2 separate regions of the Homo sapiens genome follow, and region 1 is linked to region 2. A link is a loop called in an ENCODE intact Hi-C map of the cell type or tissue named here. Cell type or tissue: breast epithelium. All regions are shown on one strand.

Region 1 (2,500 bases), 600 kb before region 2:
GTGCAGTGGCACGATCTCGGCTCACTGCAACCTGTGCCTCCCAGGTTCAAGCGATTCTCCTGCCTCAGCCTCCTGAGTAGCTGGGATTACAGGTGTGCACCACCATGCCTGGCTAATTTTTGTTTGTTTGTTTTTTAGTGGAGACCAGTTTCCCCATGTAGGCCAGGCTGGTCTCCAACTCCTGATCTCAAGTAACCTGCCTGCCTTGGCCTCCCAAAATGCTGAGATTACAGGCGTGAGCCACCACGCTCAGCCTCTCCGTTTATTTAGATCTTTAACTTCTCAGCATCTTTTGTAATTTTTAGTATACACGTCCTTTATTTCTTTTATTAAATTTCTTCCCACTCATTTTATTACTTTGGAGGCTTTGTAAATAAAATTCCTCTCCTCACTTCGTTTTTAAATTATTGTTCATTAGTATACAGACACATGATTGATTTTGCTGAATGTCTCCCATCCTGCTAGGAATGTATTGCACTTTTCAACCAGAGCTTCCATTTAGTTTTAGGTTTTAATAATTTCACAGGATAGCATTGTGCTCACTGGTTGCTTCATGTAATTAATATTTCTATTAGCCAGGCGTGATGGCACATGCCTGTAATCCCAGCTACTCGGAAGCCTGAGGTAGGAGAATTGCTTGAATCCAGTAGGCAGAGGTTGAGGTTATCCGAGATCGCGCCATCGCACTCCAGCCTGGGCAACAAGAGTGAAACTCCGTCTCAAAAAAAAAAAAAAATACATACACACACACACACACACACACACACACACACACCCCTTTGTGGATTTATTGGGGTCTGGATTGCCATCCTTCAGATTTCTTGCTCTAGCCTAACGGCTCTGTTGTTGTTCAATGCAAGTTTTATTTTTTATTTTATTTACATTTTAGCAGCTTTGTTTAGCTATAATTGTTCTACTAAAAAACCCTCTCACTTAATGTACACAATTAGATGAATTTGGACACGTGCAACCCCTTGGAAGACATTCACGTGCATGCGTTGTTGGGTTTTTGCTTCTCACAAGAACGTATTTCAGGCATTTCCATCTCCACGCTACACATGGGGAAATAGAGGCTCACAGAGGAGAAAGGACGTGGTCCAGGTCACCTGTCCCTGGTCCTCCAGGCTGAGGAGCAGAGAGACCACCCACCTTGGGGCTTCAAGGGTTTGACACGTATCTTGAGTGCCCTCTTGTGGTCCCAGTGGAGAAACTCCCTGTTTAGTTCTGTTCTTTTCCATCTGTCATTCACTTTTCTCATTCAGTATTTGTTGGTCCTGTCCTGTGTGCCAGACACTGTTTGAGGCTCTAGCGGTCCATCAATATGCAAAACATCCTTGCCATCGAGGAGCTTATATTCTTTTTTTTTTTTTTTTGAGATGGAGTCTCGCTCGTCTCCCAGGCTGGAGTGCAGTGGCGCGATCTCGGCTCACTGCAACCTCCGCCTCCTGGGTTCAAGCGATTCTCCTGCCTCAGCCTCCCGAGTAGCTGGGATTACAGGCATGCATCACCACGCCCCGCTAATTTTTTGTATTTTTAGTAGAGATGGGGTTTCATCGCATTAGCCAGGATTGTCTCCATCTCCTGACCTCGTGATCTGCCCACCTCGGCTTCCCAAAGTGCTGGGGATGACAGGCCTGACCCAGAACGCCCAGCCGAGGAGCCTATATTCTTGCAGAAGGAGACAGACAGTAACCCTTGGGCATAATAAGCACATTCACAGCTTACTAGAAGGTGAAAATGATCTGGATAAATGAGAAAGTGCAGCAGTGGTCCAGTGGTCTGGAGTGTGCAAAGTTCAGCAGGGGGAACAGTGTGGTGGATGCAGACTGAGAGCCAGGGAAAGGGAAGAGGCCATGACTACCCTGAGTGAGCTGGAAGGAAACACGAATCACTCCAAGTAGAACACCCCTTCACTGAGGATTCTTCTTCCCAAACTTCCTCTAGAAAGCTGAGCTGCCACTCACCACAGGGAAGGCTCAGCCCATTAGACTTCAAACGTCCTCAGCAATTCCCTGCCCACCTCTTTCTAGGAGTCAAGATTCCTCCATCCTGATCTAGACCAGCATCTGGTGACCCCTAGAAACCTGTCCTGGAAGCCTCACAAGGCTCTTCACACTCAGTTTGTGATATGATGACCCCAGAGTTGTGCAGTGCACAACCTACGCAGCTGGACATGATGGGCCTGGCGCTCTTCCTCTGTGCTCCCACTGAGCTCTGTGCTGACTATGTCATTCCACTGGGTGGTGCCATGTCAACTTCCCTCCTCTCCTCTCAATATCCTGTAAGCTCTTTAAGGATAAGATAGGATCAAAGTTCCATCCATGTCCCTGCTACTCAGAAGAGGGGCTGAAACATTTAAAAGGGAAACGTTGGAACCCCCTCAATAGCACTAGACTTAAGAAAACAAATTGCCGGGTAGTGATGATTAGATTGCTATAAAAGTCTGAATAATTACAAAAAGATTCTAGGAACTGGTGTATAATTATGTAGGGGCACTGGC
Region 2 (2,500 bases):
CTATGAATCTCTTTCTGTTTCTGGGGATCTCCCCGTCCCTCTGTGTCTGTGATTCACTCTCCCTGTGTCTCTGGCTCTCTGAATCTATTCATCTCTCTGACTCTCTGAATCTGTGTCTCTGGCTCTATGAATGTCTATGTCTCTCTGACTCTGAATCTGTGTCTCCGGCTCTATGAATGTCTCTCTATGTCTCTCTGACTCCCTGAATCTGTGTCTCTGGCTCTATAAATCTATGTCTCTCTGACTCTGAATCTCTCTGTGTCTCCGGCTCTATGAATGTCTCTCTATGTCTCTCTGACTCTGAATCTCTCTGTGTCTCTGGCTCTATGAATCTCTATGTTTCTCTGACTCTGAATCTCTCTGTGTCTCTGGCTCTATGAATGTCTTTCTATGTCTCTCTGACTCTCTGAATCTCTGTGTCTCTGGCTCTATGAATCTCTATGTCTCTATGAATCTCTGTGTCTCTGGCTCTATGAATCTCTTTCTATGTCTCTCTGACTCTCCGAATCCCTCTGTGTCTCTGGCTCTATGAATCTCTCTGTTTGTCTCTTTGGCTCTGTGAATCTCTGTGATTCAGGCTCTCTGAATCTCTCTATATGTCTATGAATCTCTCTGTGTCTCTGGCTCTATGAATGTCTCTCTATGTCTCTCTGACTCTCTGAATCTCTGTGTCTCTGGCTCTATGAATCTTTCTATGTCTCTCTGACTCTCCGAATCTGTGTCTCTGGCTCTATGAATCTCTCTGTTTGTCTCGTTGGCTCTGTGAATCTCTGTGATTCAGGCTCTCTGAATCTCTCTATATGTCTCTATGAATCTCTCTGTGTCTCTGGCTCTCTGAATCTCTGTCTCTGGCTCTAGGAATCTCTGTCGAGGGTCTCTAGATAGAGACTTCCCTCTCTGTGTCTCTGTGATTCAGTCTCTCTCCCTCTTCCCTTTTCTGTGTCTCTCTCTCTGTCCCCTTCTCTGACCCACTCCATGTGTCTATCTGGCCCTGTGAGTCTCTCTCCATCTCTGAGGTCTCTCCCTCTCTCCCTGTGTCTCTGTGATTCAGTCTCTCTCCCTCCTGTCTTTTCTATGTCTCTGTCCTCTGTCCTCTTCTCTGACCCACTCTACGTGTCTCTCTGGCCCTGTGAATCTCTCTGTCTTTGAGGTCTCTCCCTCCCTCTAAGTGTCTCTGTGATTCAATCCCTGTCTCCCTCTCTCTAGATCTCGCTGGCTTCGGCATCCTCTCTGTGCGCCCCCTCTCAGGAAAGGGGTCTCTCCAAGGGCCGGCGCGGTCAGTCTCTTCCGGCCTCCACACCTCTTGGTCGCTCTACCCGCGTCCCCGCCTCTCTCTGGTCGGGCTCTGCGCCTCCCCGGCTCGGGAGCGCTTCCCAGTCCCCGCTCCCGGGAGACCCTCTCTGTTGCCAGGGGCAACCACGGCCCGCCCCGGGCTGCGGGCGCAGTGCATTCTGGGACTGGTAGTCCGAGCCTGCGGACCAGCCACTCTCGGGACACGACCGAGAACTCCGCCTCCCGGCGTGCCCCGCGAGGCTGGGCGGGACGCTGCGGCGGCGCCTGGGAGGGACTCTGGACGCCCAGCTTACCTTCTCTGGGACTTTTCAGGGGTTCGGGGCGGGTTTCCTGGGATTCCCAAAGCCGAAGGGAAGGTGGGGGAATCCGAGTCCTCTTGTAACCACTCTCCCTAAATGTGGAGTCCACTGGCCTTCCAGCCACCTCCAGGTGACCTAGGGCGAAGGATAGGCGGCGGGGATGGCCCCGAAACCGACCTAGGAATCCCACCACGTTCTAGTCCAGTGTCCTTGAGTTCTTTCCCGAGTTAACCAACGTATCACCCCAGAGTTCTATAGCTGTTCTTTCGGATGCCTTCCAGAAGGGATTCAGGCATGGGATGGGAGAGAAGGGTGGGCGAGGCGTCCTTTAAGAAGACAGCGATGGAGTGGGTTGGAGCTCAAGAGTGGACGCTGCAGAAATGAAAAGGAGGCCTTTCCTCATCCAACGACAGTGTGTGCCCCAGCTGGCCTTTCCTTCTCCCCTTCCAGGGGAACCCTTCCCTCCCTTGCGGTATCTCTCCCCAATTGCTTTTGCGGATGTAGATGCAGATAGCGGGTTCTGTGATCATCGAATTTTCTTTAAAACTTTTTTTTAAATAGAGACGAGGTCTTGCTGTGTTGCCCAGGCTGGTCTTGAACTCCTGGGCTTAAGCGATCCTCCCGCCTTGTCCTCCCAGTGTTGGGACTACAGGCGTGAGCCTCCGCGCCGGCTGATCATGGAATATATATATATATATATATATATATATATATATATATATATTTTTTTTTTTTTTTTTTTTTTTTTTTTTTCAGACGGAGTCCCGCTCTGTCTCCCAGGCTGGAGTGCAGTGTGGCGCGATCTCGGCTCACTACAACCTCCGCCTCCCAGGTTCAAGCGATTCTCCTGCCTCAGCCTCATGAGTAGCTGGAACTACAGGTGCCCTCCACCACGCCCGGCTAATTTT

Evidence for each region. Peaks named below come from ENCODE experiments on the same cell type or tissue, not always from the same donor. Only the 100,000 strongest peaks of a DNase experiment are listed, where the experiment ranks them.
Region 1: a loop joins it to region 2, with 7 times the contacts of the local background. A loop is called at or near these places in 2 of 110 quality-filtered maps.

What each region holds. Positions count from the first base shown.
Region 1 is chr19:54,477,559-54,480,058 of GRCh38, reverse strand. No RefSeq gene overlaps it. Among named protein-coding and RNA genes, the nearest start is that of CDC42EP5, 5.5 kb to the right of the region's middle. In breast epithelium, a CTCF peak has its summit at 1,203 (motif pointing left); no DNase peak of the experiment used is centred here.
Region 2 is chr19:53,878,467-53,880,966 of GRCh38, reverse strand. No RefSeq gene overlaps it. Among named protein-coding and RNA genes, the nearest start is that of PRKCG, 2.5 kb to the left of the region's middle. In breast epithelium, no CTCF peak of the experiment used is centred here; a DNase peak (open chromatin) is centred at 1,446; H3K4me3 peaks cover 1,181 bases; H3K27ac peaks cover 367 bases.